Linked DNA regions of Homo sapiens: all the other regions are linked to region 3. A link is an interaction called in ENCODE POLR2A ChIA-PET data of the cell type or tissue named here. Cell type or tissue: CD4-positive, alpha-beta T cell. All regions are shown on one strand. Region 1 has its middle 11 kb from the start of ZC3H12D. Region 2 overlaps TAB2 (TGF-beta activated kinase 1 (MAP3K7) binding protein 2). Region 3 overlaps UST (uronyl 2-sulfotransferase).

Region 1 (5,000 bases), 430 kb after region 3:
AGCATGTATCATGGTCATGCCTGTCGTGTTATTTCCTGTAAACATATGCCAGGGGAAAAGACCATGAGTGTGTGTTTTTTGTGCGTTCTTAGAAAGTGAGTAGTAGAAAATGATCAATACAACAATGAAACATCACTTATCATGAAGTTAAAAGTGTGCACTGCCACCTGCTGAGATTGCAGTGCTTTCGAGGCTACTTTCTTGCTCTATGTGAGGCACTCTCTCCTGTGCCATGAATCCAACAAAGAGCCTGTGCCCAAGATGCTTCCAGGTCAGCCCTCAGCTACACATCCCATGAACGCAGCACAGGCCACGGTCGACCATGTGGGCTCCATTCTGATCCTGCTTACACCCTATCAGGTTTACTAAAACCACATCCATCCCTGGTCATGCTGAAGATACTGGTATTATTTCTGTGATAACAAATGAGTGATTATGTAACAAAGACTGTATGACTTTAACGTTGTTGTCGTTGTGCCTGTTCTACGTTCTAGCACTGCACCAACTTGGATATCAAATGCAGAAGAGATATCAAAGTCCTCAGCGTCTGCATCATCTCCTCTGGGAAGCCTGCTTGATATACGTCTGCATTTGGGGTGATGTGTGGAATCGATATTGAATGAAATCGTGTTCAATGCCATGTGAGGACTGTGGTGCCAACCCATGGTAAAGGTCCTACATGCAACGCCCAGAGTAACTTTTCTCAGCTATCCCAGTGCCACTTTCTTCCTTATTTTCTGGGGCCTGGCGAAGCAAATCCAAGCTTCTCAGTTTTGCATTTGGGACTCTCCCTTTCCCAATTTCCTCTTCCCTCCTGACACTCATTGCCTTCCCAGCCTCGGCAGTAGTCAGACACCGCCCTGCTCTCCCTCTGCACCTGGCTCGTTACCACCTTCATATGCCTTTGTTCCTGACTCAGGTTTCCCCAGCTCTCTCCACCAAACCAAGCAAACAAAACTTTTCTCTTTTTCAGGAGCCAGAGGTCACTGGTCTTGTTGTAGATTCATAGCAACAAAGAAGCATTACCTAACTTCTCTTTCTACACAAACTCTCTTGCTAGAATGATACTGTATTTGCAACCTTTATGTGTGTCCAGCTTCCTAGTACTCTACTCATTTAAGTAAATAACAGCAATACAACTTTTTTTTTTTTTTGAGACTGAGTCTCGCTCTGTTGCCCAGGCTGGAGTGCAATGACGTGATCTCAGCTCCCTGCAGCCTCCGCCTCCTGGGTTCAAGTGATTCTCCTGCCTCAGCCTCCCAAACAGCTGGGATTGCAGGTGTGCATCACCACACCTGGCTAATTTTTGTAGTAGAGACAGGGTTTCACCATGTTGGCCAGGCTCATCTCAAACCTCTGACCTCAAGTGATCCACTTGAGGTGGATCAGTGCCTCAGCCTCCCAGAGTGCTGAGATTACAAGCATGAGCCACCGTGCCCAGCCAATACAACTTTTTAATTGCCCATAAAAACATCACTCAAAAACCCTGCTCATCTGCCCATTCAATGAACAAAGAATAGCAGAGGAGGCGAAAACATAAAATTGTTAACTCTTGACAGTGCCCCTAGCAAAATTAAGCCTAACTAGTAGTCGAATGTGGGTAAAATAAGGTAAGAATATAGATTTTCCCATTAGCAGAAGAGTAATTAAAATGACTTGCTTTAAAAAGAGTTCTGGGCTGGGTGTGGTGGCTCATGCCTATAATCCCAGCACTTTGGGAGGCTGAGGCTCTTAGATCACTTGAGGTCAGGTGTTCAAGACCAGCCTGGCTAACATGGTGAAACCCTGTCTCTACTAAAAATAACAAAAATTAGCAGGGCATGATGGCAGGTGCCTGTAATTCAAGCTACTTGGGAGGCTGAGGCAGGAGAATCACTTGAACCTGGGAGGCGGAGGTTGTGGTAAGCCAAGATCGTACCATTGCACTCCAGCCTGGGTGACAAGAGCAAGACCCCGTCTTGAAAAAAAAAAAAAAAGAGTTTTGAAAATCAAGGGGATCTCCACAATCTGTCATTTAATAACAGGAAGCCCAGGGTTCTCTCAAATTTCCCATCAAAACATGGTTTCATAGCAACAGCCACTGAAAGGTAAGGTTCCTGTGATTTCGATTTTACTAGCTATTATGCATTCTTTGTGACTCAGTCTAGATGGGGTAAGAAATGTCAAACTTAAGATTAAATGTTTTTATGATGAGTAGAAAACCAAGATGAAATATGTTTTTCAGTAACTAAAAAGCAACTAATTTATTAAAAGACACTTGTAAAAGTATGATTGCTGAGTGTATTTAAAGTTTCTTTTATTTAGCCTTTAATAGTTCTGATCAAAATCTTTGAAAATTCAACTGGTAAGAAAGATTAAGCTGAAACCTTACAGTGAAGTTATAATAACTGAGAAATGTTAGGCTCCAAATAGTTTTGGTGTTTTGTTTTGTTTTGTTTCATTTTTTGTTTTTGAGATGCAGTTCCACTCGTCACCCAGGCTGGAGTGCAATGGCACGATCTCGGCTCACTGCAACCTCCGCCTCCCAGGTTCAAGCAATTCTCCTGCCTCAGCCACCTGAGTAGCTGGGATTACAGGCACCTGCCACCACACCCAGCTAATTTTTGTGTTTTTAGTAGGGACAGGGGTTCACGATGTTGGCCAGGTTGGTTTCGAATTCCTGACCTCAGGTGATCCGCCTGCCTCAGCCTCCCAAAGTGCTGGGATCACAGGTGAGCCACCACACCCAGCCCCAAACAGCTTTTTAACTTAAAAAATATCTGACTACCAACAGCTCACTCAATCTTTTTTCCGGGGGAGGGGTTGCGGGGACAGGTTAGCAAAAGCCAGTAGAATATATAAATGGAGACTGGTTTTAAGAGTTCACCTAAAACCTAGAGAAGCAAAAGAGAAGAAATAGGAAACATGGCCACTTTACCGTAGATTAGTAGTAGTATCATGAAGCCAAGACTGCGCTGCATCTAATCAAGGATACGTGATGAACACTACGTTTCTGTACACACATCTTTGTTAAAACCAGTTTCTCATACCTAATTGCAGCATTTGCAATTAAGGAGAGTTTTGCCTTGCAATGATAGGTTCAAACATTTTTACTACTTTGGTTTTTCCCACTGGATCTACTGAATCAAGCTTCGGGAGTGAGGAGGTTATTTCCTCTCACTGCTCCATCACCTGCAACCAACATTTCTCCCTTGTGCATTCATTCTTTCAGACTACATTTTAGAATCTTCTGTATGAACAGTATGTATTTTTCTATATTCAGAGTGATAGTTTCTTATGTATTTAAAATGTTTTCTATTCATGGCTAAGAATTATGTACAATAGCAGGGAGACAACTGCTCTTAGCTGTATGGTGAACTAGATATTCTGAATTGTAACCGCCCCCTCCCACCTCCTCCATACAACATCCACATGCTGGATAAATTACAGCAATCATACTTTATTTATTTAGAGATGGCGTTTCACTCTTGTTGCCCAGGCTGAAGTGCAATGGTGTGATCTCAGCTCACTGCAACCTCCGCCTCCCGGGTTCAAGGAATTCTTCTGCCTCAGCGTCCCGAGTAGCTGAGATTGCAGGCATGCACCACCACGCCCAGCTAATTTTTTGTATTTTTAGTAGAGACAGGGTTTCACCATATTGGCCAGACTGGTCTTGAACTCCTGATCTCAGGTGACCCGCCCATCTCGGCCTCCCAGAGTGCTGGGATTACAGGCGTGAGCCACTGCACTCAGCCAGCAATCATACTTTTACATGCACTGATGAGACTGCAAGACAGGGAAATTCCTCATGACTCACAAATATATTAACAAAATGGTAAACAGGCCACTAGCCAGGATGCCCTTGCCTGCACAGCTGGGGACTAAGGACTTCAGGTCACAGTGATGAGGGATATTTATAAAGACAAGGCTTTGGACCTAAAAGAGAACTGGGAAGCTGAGCCTAAGATCTTCACATGAAGCCAGGAGACTATAATAGAAGAGCTCACCTAAAACAAGTTCGTCAGAGAAAGACTGGGCTAGGAAAAAAACCACTAAGGCTGGGCACGGTGGCTCACGGCTGTAATTCCAGCACTGTGGGAGGCCGAGGCGGGCGGATCACAAGGTCAGGAGTTCGAGACCAGCCTGGCCAATATGGTGAAACCCCATCTCTACTAAAAACACAAAAATTAGCCAGGCGTGGTGGCAGGCACCTGTAGTCCCAGCTACTCAGGAGGCTGAGGCAGGAGAATCGCTTGAACCCGGGAGGTGGAGGCGGAGGTTGCAATGAGCTGAGATCGCACCACTGCACTCCAGCCTGGGTGACAGAGCAAGACTCCATCTCAAAAAAACAAAAAACAAAAAAACAACACCTGCGTTTTACCCAGTTCTGCAATGATGGGGGTATAGATGGGAGATCTTAATGCTAGATATGTTTTCCCTGATACTTTGTCAACTTTCATCAAGGTCTAGGGTTCAAAAATACATTATGCTTGCACATGGAAATTCCAAGCCACAAATGAAAGTGGCCCCAAGTGATTGCATCACCTGGAGTCTGAAAGGTAAATATGCATCCTCTCTGGAGAAAAGCATCTTCATTTTAGGTACCTTAGGAGTCCCAAAGTATGTCCTCCCAATTTAAGGGGAAAAAAATCTGAAACACACAAGGAAATAAGCCAGTACGCACAAGGGTCAGCAGGAAAACTTTTTTAATTCTTAAGAAATTAAGATACTGGAATTATCAGAAACAATATAATTATGTAAATAAAACAGAGTGGAAATAAATGAGCAAAGAACAACAGAAAATCAAAAATAACCAGGAAAATTCAAGAAAGAATCAAACAGAACTCCAAAAACAAAAAATTACTGAAATTAAAAATTCAGTGGATGGGTTAAATAAGAGACTGGGCTTATGTGAAAAAGAGTGGGTGACCTGGAATATAGACCTGAAACAATTATTCAGAATAAACTATCTGGATAATATGAGTTAAGATACAAAGAACAAGAGGAGAAAGCCTTACATA
Region 2 (5,000 bases), 340 kb after region 3:
TGTTCACATGTCTACATACTGGTAGGAATACCATGTTAAACTGGGTTTTAGACAAGTGGCTGGCAAACAGTGACCCATGGACCAAATCCAGCCTGCCGTCTGTTTTTGTCAATAAAGTTTTATTGCAGGAAAAGAAAAAGAAATGGGAACAAGGAAGAACTAGTATATTACTGGTCTTTAGTTTGTTACAAGAATTTTCACATTCTCCTTTCACATTCTAATTTTTGTACTCTACTTCATTTTTGTTTGTTTGTTTGTTTGTTTATTTTTTATTTTTTTGAGACAGAGTTTCGCTGTTGTTGCCCAGGCTGGAGTGCAATGGCGCAATCTCGGCTCACCACAACCTCTGCCTCCCAGGTTCAAGCCATTCTCCTGCCTCAGCTTCCCAAGTAGATGGATTACAGGCATGCGCCACCACGCCCAGCTAATTTTGTATTTTTAGTACAGACGGGGTTTCTCCACGTTGGTCAAGCTGGTCTTGAACTCCTGACCTAAAGTGATCCACCCGTCTCGGCCTCCCAAAGTGCTGGGATTACAGGCGTGAGCCACAGCGCCCAGCCTCCTTCATTTTTATGTATAATTAGGTGTAGCTCTGTCCTCATATTTTATTTAAATGTTTTTAAATATAGCTGGAATACAATGAAAAGTTATTACAGAGGATGAGAGTGAGATTAGGGCATTTGACACAGTAAGCAAATGTTCAGAGACTAGATGCTATTTGGATGTTAATTGAATAAAGCAGTAGAGATGACAGCGGTATAAGCACTAACTCTAAAATATGCAAGATGTGTTTTTCAGACACTGAATGATTTTCCTTAGTATAATCTTCCTACCCTTTTTGAAAAATAAGAATTTTTTCTTATGAAAAGTTTCCTCTTTTGCTTCAACATAATCTGTTACTTCAGAATAATAATAATCTGTTATTTCACATAAGTGAAATAAAATTGGTCTTGACAGTTGTTGAAGTGGGATGAGTATATGAAGGTTCATTTTGCTGTCCTCTCTACTTTTATATATGTTTGAAATTTTCTGTAATAAGAAAGGTCCAATAAAAACATCCATTACTTAAAAGTTTTTACATGAAAGATAGAAGTTTGTATGCTGGCTGTTTTGGGAGAAATAAGGAATCAATAATTTTTTGCAATAAAGCTAAAATACACATTAACTTCATGAATAGAAATTTAGTCCTTGAAGTCAGTTCTGCTTCATAATGTAGAGATTTTTTTAACAGCTAAAATTAAATGTGTTTAGACCATTGTTTGTGATCTAATTTCCTCTTTTTTCCAATTTTGGTTATTTAGTTTCCGAACACCTCTAATTAAAAAAAAAAAAAATCATAATTCTAAGTTTACCAAGTGAGATTATAAGAAAACCACTGGAGATTTTTCATTTAAGAAAAATTTTATAGATCCCTTATTGATTGCCTTAGATATTACTTAAATAATCAAAAATTTGCTGGCATTTAATAATACATTGAAGTGTAAAAAGGGACTTCCTTATGGTCACTCTTCCTAAAATTTTAACCTTTGCAGTTAAACAGAATCAACAAGGTTTTACTAAAAACGTGTCAGGTGAAAATGTTTTCTAATGCCTGAGACCAAAATTTTAGTAAGTAGGATGGATCCCCAGATTAAAACAATTATTCTATAAAATGTTTCCCAGATGTGGAATGTGAGATGATTTTACGTGGTAAAAAGTCAAAAGTTTTTTAAACTGTATTTCTTTTCAGTTGTTTCAGGGCATAGTAACTGGTATTGTCAGACCCTTGATTTTTTTAGATATTTTTACTTAGGATAAGACTTAATTCGATGTTTGTTTTAAAATTATTCAGTTTGGGGAAAATACTGTATAAACACCATTCAAGTTGGTTGTGCATGTGGCAAAAATTGTGACAATGGAAAGCCAACACCTAAAGTTGAGGACTTAGCAAGAAAATTTCTGTACAATGAGTAAGAAAGGTGCTGCTAAAGGGGTACAAAGTACCAAATATCACTTAATTATTTAAAATTTGTCATAAAATTTGACTTCTGTATTTTTATTTACTTGTTACAATAGTCTCTCTTTTAAAATAGAAAAGTTATCAGTAGGGTAGGTGGAATTTGCATATTAATATACATTGTTTTAACATAGGTTTGATTCTTCAAATTAATAACCTTGACAGGAAAAATTCAACAATGCATGCTCCTTTTACTTTAAACCTCCCAAAATTAATTTGTAGGAATACTGTTCTAATTTCATTATGGGACCCAAATTTTTTTAAGTAGTTTTATAAATGTAATCGCTTGTTAGAGATAACCTTTGAGGAATATAATTATTCTCTGTATTTAAGATACCACTATCCATATAAACATTCTAGAACATTGGTCTCTTAGAGTTCCAGTGACCTTTATTTTATAAGTAAGAAACAAAGAGACCTAGAATGTATATGATTTATCTGAGATCACAGAGCAAAGTATTCAGGAATTAGTAGCAGAGCCTGGAACAGAACTCCATTCTCACAACTCTCAATTCTAGTGTTCTTTCTACTTTACCATACCAAATGTGGTTTTTAAAAATAAAGTATGGTAAAATTTTTACATAGATTTACTTCTCCAGAGTCTGTGGATAAGACGTTAGATACTAGTTTATATTTTATTTGTGTCATCCAAGGCTTACATTTTTGGCAGATGGAGAACATGAATTGACAAAAAAAACTGCCCTTTCTGGTAGAAAACGAATATAAATACTACTGCAGTGGGAAACGAAACTCTAATGAGACTTATGTACACTGACAGTATTGTTTTGCAGTAGGACAGCTTTTTACAATCTTGAGTGGTATTATGGGAATCTTTGCTATTAGATACCCTTTATTCTACTATAAATTGTAGGTAATGATGCTGTTTTCTCCTTTAAGGAGATTGGAGGTGATTACATCATGTTCATGTTGTATTTCCCAGAGGGAGAAGTGCCAACTAGATAGAGGTTGGTAGTGATCGAGCATGTGTGTCAGTGTCAGCTAGATGCCCCATTTGGGGAGCAAGCTGCATCAGGCTGTGCACTACAAATGGTGTTTAAAGTTGCCTGTAATTTTTTAGACTTTGTGATTTTTTACTTATAAAATAATTTTTTTCTTTCTTACAGATCAAAGGTCCATCATCAAAACACCAAAGACTCAAGACACAGAAGATGATGAGGGAGCTCAGTGGAATTGTACCGCCTGTACTTTTTTGAACCATCCAGCCTTAATTCGCTGTGAACAGTGTGAGATGCCAAGGCATTTCTGAGCCAAATGGCCCTGTATCTTCTCTAAAACCACATCTAAAGTTCAAGAAACTAGTCTGTCATCGGGAAAAAGTTTCACTGCTACATAGGATTTTGTCAAATTGAAGGTGTGACAAGATGGTGTTCTGCTAATGTTAAATGTCAGCCCACAGAGCTAATAATACCTCAGTATAATGTCATGAGCAGTTGAAATTCATCACATGAAAAGTAATCTGCTGAAAGACTTGGTTGCCCACTGCCTAACTGTGTACAGTGTTACCAGTGTCCCATTATGGATAATTCTCAATATGTTAACACCTAGGTGTTCCCAATACCTTTTTCCCCTCATGTCACTACTGAATTTTGACAGGAGGAAGGAATAGAATGATAGCTTGTTTTATTTGTAAAGCTTTCAGTGAAACACTACATACACGAAGAAAAGGAACAAGGTTTAACTATTTAAGAACCATTTGCTGCCGCATAGTGCCATTGGATAGGGAAGAACTTCAGAAATCTGTGGTACTCTTGGCCTTGTCTTTGTCTTCCCTGAACGTGTCTCCACTCTGTGAAGCCAGCATCTAGGGGCTAAAGATGCAAAGGAAAGCAGCATGCATTGTCTGTACAAATGTGCAGCGAAATACCCCAAAGCTTTTCCTACTGTACAGATCTCTCGAGTCTGCTTTAAGTGATTTCTTTTCTTCTTGATTATTTTCTTATATTTCTATATGTATAGTGTAATAGCCTTTTGTTAACTAATTTTCTTTTTTCCTTTTAGTAATTAAGCACGATCATGTCCCTTTTTAAGCCTTACCTGAGAGGAACAATGCCTTAAAATAAAAAAGCATTAATGAGATGAAAGTATGCACAGAATAACTTTCCTCTACTTATTCTGTACTTTGCCCTCATGAGTTCCAATGTTGTGTGAAGACAGGCAGATGCTGCACAGTGAATTGCAGATGATATTACAGAAGTGATGTCTGTAGGTCACATTAAATACTGACTTGAGCAGTGGGTGACACAACACAGTGTTTGTCTTCCACAGGGAAGCTTAAAACAAAAGATATTTTTAACCCACTGACAGAACAACAAGGTTAAGCTTCATCTGCTTGGTGTCCCACAGAACTTGCACAAGCAGTTGTTATTGGGAAAGTACAGTCTCAAAACCAGCAACAGCAGCAGTACCTACAGCCCTTTTTTTGGAGAGAAGTTTAAATGCTTTACTGTTGGGGCAGTCCATTTCTAATCCTGACTTGGTGACAGTATCATGTGTATTTATAAAACAAGGCTAGCCATATTTAGGACAACTGAAGAAAAGCTGGAAAAAAAAACAAGCAAACTTGAACACTGAAGCAACCTCAAGCATCTCTTTATTTTGATGATATATTTTTGTAAGGAAAATATTCAGATGATCAGGAATGTATATAACTGAAATCAAGAAAAAGAACAGTATGCATTTAAAAAGACAGAATTATGAAATTATATGAGTGCTTAGAATGGGGCTAAGGGAAGTGCTGAAATAGAGCAAAGGATGGAAGATAATATAGACTACCACCCACTGTAAATGTTTGCAAGTGGCTGTGTTTTAAATGGGATTATTACAGTTGATCTCTATGAATGTCAGAGCCCTAACTTTCAGGCTTTGCATTTTGTATATGGGAAGAAATATGACAATCCTAGGTAATTAAACCATAGACCCAAAGCCCTTACGTTTGATGCAATTTATTTTTAAAATAGGCCTTGTTTTTCAGCTTCATCTGCAG
Region 3 (5,000 bases):
TCCAGCAAATGAATCAGAGTGAGATGCCCTCTCTGCCCCCATGGTGACAAGCCTTGTGAGCAGGCATCTCCCTTAGACTGTGAGCTCCATCCACTCGTCAGCAATGTGGAGAGTTAAGAACCTGGGCTCATTAGTCAGACTTCCCCACACCCAACTTCGGGCTTCACCACTTACCAGCTGTGTGAGCCTGCACAAACTTCTAAATTCCAATGCCACAGCTTTAAATGGTGATAATAAGAGACCTCTACAGCACTGGGAGCTTTATAAGGATTAAATGTGTGTTTAGATATCTTACAATTCTTGGCACAGAGAAAGCTCTCAAAGTGCCAACTGATGATGATGATGATGGTGATGATGATGATGCCCCATTCACTGCAACAATTCCTGTGCGTGGTGCAGAATAGCTATTCAACAAATCTTTGCAGAAAGAGGGAAGGAAGATGATATTGGGCACACCAGTGAGGCCTAATTGAAGCCTTGATTTTGACGAGAAGCACTTACTCTCTAGGTTTATGAAAGCCTGAATTTTAGAATCTTTAAAGCAGAAGCATAAAACTCGACTTTCTATAACAGCCAGTCAGGTAACATAAAAGAATGAACCGGCATTTAGAGTCTGAGGCAAACTGGAAAGCCCTGGCCTCTTTCACGGGGGCAGTCACACTTGGCTCCAGAAGAATGTAGCCGCCCTTTGAGAAAAGCCAGAAATCCAGCTTTCCATGTGAAATAGACCAAGCCTTACAACAACTGAATCCATTTCTAAAAAAAAAAAAATACCCCACGGGCCAAACAACACATTGCCTGCCAGTCCGATCTTGGGCTGCCTTTTTGCCACCCTGTCTTAAAGGGAGGAGCTCTGTATTCGTCTCTTTCTTTTAAAATGTTTATCAGTGGGCACAAGAGACATGAGCCCCTTGAAGTTACTCTCAGTTCCTGCTAGGATCAGAGAACGCTCATGGAGTGAGGTCTTCACTTCTTCATGGTTAATCCGACAGTATGTGCTCACCTAACGAGGGCTTCTTCCCTTCCCAAGGAATGCTACTAATAAGTATAGATTTTTAAAGCATAATTGTTTTGTGGCTGAAATAACAACAATTATTTGAAAAAAAATCCTAACAACTTCCTCTAGAGCTGCTATTATGGCAGTCTGGAGAGAGGCTGATTCCATAGTCCATGTAGCTTTGTTTTGTTTGGATGGAAAGTCTGGCATTTTACAAAAATGTGGAAAACTTAGCAATGGAATGACTTTTCCATAGCACCGATTATCGTACAGCAAGACACACATCCATATGTCTTTGAAATGAGATTTTTAAGAATTCTCTGCTTATTATACAAGACAAACCACCTCTGGTCTTTCCATATGAAGGTGATAGTTTTCTACAGGCTCATGAAAGCTGCCCTGGTTATGGTGCAGTACTTAAAGTTAGGGAAAAATCTCAACATAGATGGGGACCCAGATTCAAATTCGTTTTTTCACTTACCAGCCAGCTATGTGACCTTGGGTAAGTTTCTATTTCTCCATCTGCAAAAGAGGGGTCATGATATTCACCTCACAGGGTTATTGAGAATATCAAATAAAATAATGTATATGATGATCCAAACTCATAATGGGTGTTCCCCATCAATATTGGTTGAATCTGAGTCTCTGTTTCTCCTGGCACAAAATAGCACTCCTGTTTCTGACCGCGACATAACCCTCTGGCAATGTCATTAACCTTATTAAATTTGGCAGCTCTGTGGAAAACGAAGGTCAAAAAAGCTGTCATTGTTTATATAAACTGTTCATTTTGTTGTTCACAGTGCTATGAGGACTAAAGGATAGAGGGTTGGATGCTGCCACCCAGGGAGTAACCAGGGAGAAGGGAAGAGGCTGGAACAGAGCCTGAGGAGGACTGGTCTTTATAAGACAGGCTGGGAAAGAGGAGGGCGTAGAGAAGATGGAAAGGGAGTGATCAGAGAGAGGTGAGGGTGCCAGGAAAACACTGTTGCAGATGCAGGGGTTTCAAAATGGAGTGTGTGGCCCACAGTGTGATGGGGTCATGCTGTGAGGCGCCCTCTGAGCTACCAACAAGGAAGCGAGAGTAACTGAATGGAGTACAGAAGGAACAGAAAGCAGGTTTTGGTGAGTTCAGTCACGTACGTAAGCTGAAAATGTTACAACAAATGTAGACAGCTCTTCAGGAAGTTGGGCTGTGATGGGGAGGAGAGAGAAAAGATGAAAGAGGGAGGGTGCATGAGACAAGGGTTTTTTCAAGAAGGGAAGTGAGTTTTGATGGCAAGGAGCCAGTTGAGAGGGAGAGGTTGACAATGAAGAAGAGGGGGTGGATGAGGGAGAGAAGGAAACTCCAAGGAGGCAGGGTGGGTAGACAAATGAAGCAAGAATTGGATATTAATGCAAAACTAGAGCTTGGGGAAACATTAGATCCCATAAGAATCTGCCAAACCAGCTGATACTGACCCTCATGTTTAGACGGGGGATTTAGGGAGGGATTAAGAAGAGTAAGGAAGACTGAAGTAACTGAAATACACGAGACAATCTGTTGTTATTGGAGGGGTAACAGGAAAAGCTTCTCCTCCACCCTCTGAAGCTTACTTGAAAATGAACTTACAATAGGCAGATTAACAGGAAAAAAAGGAATAAAATTTATTAATATGCATGAAACTGAGCATGGTAGCTCACTCCTGTAGTCCCAAATACTCAGGAGGTTGAGGGGAGGATCGCTTGAGCCCAGGAGTTTGAGGCTGCAGTGAGCCACCACTGCACTCTAGCCTGGGCAACAGAGCAAGACCCTACCTCTTAAAAATAAAATGCTACACAGGAGAAAATCACAGGAGAGTGGTTACCTCATAACCCAGGGAGGTCCAGCTTTTTTCTATACCTTTCTTCATAGGGAAAGGGGAAATGGAGGTTAAATGTGGCAATTTTGAAGAGTAGTAAATGATATTTAAGGGGAATGAATGGGCCCAATGCTCAGACAATGGAAGGTAAATAATTCTCTTTGGGAACTGAATGGGACCCAAGAACAGGCAATAGTTTGGGACAACGTTCATCTGAGCTCTGAGTGTGGTGTTTAATCTTCAGTCCCTTCCTCTGTGACATGAGTTTTGATCTTCTCTGATTAATGAAATTTTAGGGGAGGTGACTGAAGGCAATTTTGTTCCTCTTTGGCAGGTCCAATTTCTAGGTAGATAAGGGAACTTCAGAGAACAGCTTCATCCAGGATGTACTGGTCTCCAATGGCCTTCAATTTGAAATATCGCCATACCAAGTTGCCATATTTGGCGGTCACCCTCCCTGGATCCTTAACTATTCAAGAAAGGATCTTTTAAAGCTCTTGCCTTGTAGCCAAACATGAAAAAGTCCCCCTTCCCTCTTGTCTTAAAAGTCTGTCCTCTCTGTGGAGTGTTCTAGCAAACATAGGGCTGGGCCTCCTCATGTTCTGACTAGCACTATCAAATAGCCAAAGCACTTTTGTCAGGCTGGTAAGGTGACATGCAATTAAAATTTGGTTGGAAAGGCTACCTGGGATCTTATCAAATATCAATCTTATTAAAGACCTCTCATTACTGTATAAAAGTTGGATAAGATATGTCAATGTAGGGGGCTCTGAGTGAAATCATAAGAGCCAGTACTTTCCAGTCATAGAGTCGATGGAGTGCACTGGGATTTTAGATGCTGGTTATCACCAGAAGTCTGTCGTTTTCCGAACATGGTAAATACTAGGTCAATTTCTGCCTGGGATAGAATGTTTCCTACTGGAAACACAAAATTACAAGTTTAATCTAAATAAACCACCAGGACGCAGTTTTACCTCTCAGGTGGAACTCTGCAAATAGTGGTTGTTGGGGTGGTTTTCATCACTGACTCTGAGTATTGGACCCAGAGATGATCGTGCCCAATTTTTTTTTAATCGGCCCTTTTCTCCTCCCAAACTATAAAGCCATTAGCCATTCCCTCCAAAACACCTGCCAGTTTCCTGTGAGATCGGTTGTTAAGTTTGGGTGCCTCAGTCAGCAGGAGGAGTAGTAGGCTCTAGGCCTGGACATTGACCATTATGCTCTACCACACTGTGAAGAAAGGTGTGAGAAGCAGTAATAGCCCTCTCACCTGTCCACACCAAGAAACAACACAGCAAAAGCACAGCAGCTGATTGTCATGAGGAGCCTCCTACCTCTGCCACTTTCTGGCTGCATGACCTTGAATGAGTTATAGCCTTGGCCTCAGTTTCCTCATGTATAAAATGGCTCTTCCATCAAGGGGTTATTGTGAGGATTAAGTATGATTGTGTGTACAAGTGCTTAGCTCAGTGCTTGCTACACATTAGTTCCCATTAACTGTAGCTGTTACTATAAAAATATACCACAAAGCATTAGGCTCAGCCAGGACTGTCACCATCTCGCACCATATCAGTTAACTAATCGTGCAAATATGTCCTGGTTCTTTTCACTTGTACTTGAAGGACACAATATCACATTTTATTGATGTATAATATTTTACATATTTATGGGATATGTATGATATTTTTTTCCATGCATAGAATGTGCAATGATCAAATCAGGGTGTTTAGGGTATCCATCACCTTGAGTATTTATCATTTCTATGTGTTAGGAACATTTGAATTTTTTTTTCTAGCTACTTTGAAACATACAATACATTGTTGCTAACTATAGTCACCCTACTCTGCTATGGAGCATGAGAACTTACATCTTCTATATAACTGTACATTTGTACCCATTAACCAACCTCTCTTCAGCCCGCTCTCCAACCCAGACATCCTTCCCAGCCTCTGGTATGTATCATCCTACTCCCTCCTTGTGGTCAACTTCTTTAGCTCCCATATATGAGTGAAAATACACGATCTTTGTCTTTCTGTGCCTAGATTATTTCATTTAACATGATGACCTCCAGTTCCATCCATGTTGATGCAAATGACATGATTTCTTTCTTTTTTATGGCCAAATAGTATTCCATTGTGTATAATACCACATTTTCTTCATTCATT

The links. ChIA-PET counts read pairs that join two places held together with the same protein. Peaks named below come from ENCODE experiments on the same cell type or tissue, not always from the same donor. Only the 100,000 strongest peaks of a DNase experiment are listed, where the experiment ranks them.
Region 1: POLR2A ChIA-PET joins it to region 3 with 5 read pairs; 5 of 35 experiments call an interaction of 5 or more read pairs at or near these places.
Region 2: POLR2A ChIA-PET joins it to region 3 with 7 read pairs; 2 of 35 experiments call an interaction of 5 or more read pairs at or near these places.

What each region holds. Positions count from the first base shown.
Region 1 is chr6:149,493,047-149,498,046 of GRCh38, forward strand. No RefSeq gene overlaps it. Among named protein-coding and RNA genes, the nearest start is that of ZC3H12D, 11 kb to the left of the region's middle. RefSeq lists enhancers at 3,654-4,154, 3,723-3,942. In CD4-positive, alpha-beta T cell, no CTCF peak of the experiment used is centred here; DNase peaks (open chromatin) are centred at 2,055, 2,455, 2,835, 3,795 and 1 weaker place; H3K4me3 peaks cover 1,544 bases; H3K27ac peaks cover 2,511 bases.
Region 2 is chr6:149,406,457-149,411,456 of GRCh38, forward strand. TAB2 (TGF-beta activated kinase 1 (MAP3K7) binding protein 2) reads left to right here. Exons shown (of 7, transcript NM_001292034.3): 7 at 3,121-5,000. The coding sequence ends at 3,263. Among named protein-coding and RNA genes, the nearest start is that of SUMO4, 8.7 kb to the left of the region's middle. In CD4-positive, alpha-beta T cell, no CTCF peak of the experiment used is centred here; no DNase peak of the experiment used is centred here.
Region 3 is chr6:149,064,136-149,069,135 of GRCh38, forward strand. The region is part of intron 7 of UST (uronyl 2-sulfotransferase); the gene reads left to right. Among named protein-coding and RNA genes, the nearest start is that of UST-AS2, 34 kb to the left of the region's middle. RefSeq lists enhancers at 1,757-1,836, 1,857-2,266. In CD4-positive, alpha-beta T cell, no CTCF peak of the experiment used is centred here; a DNase peak (open chromatin) is centred at 2,216; H3K4me3 peaks cover 489 bases; H3K27ac peaks cover 1,215 bases.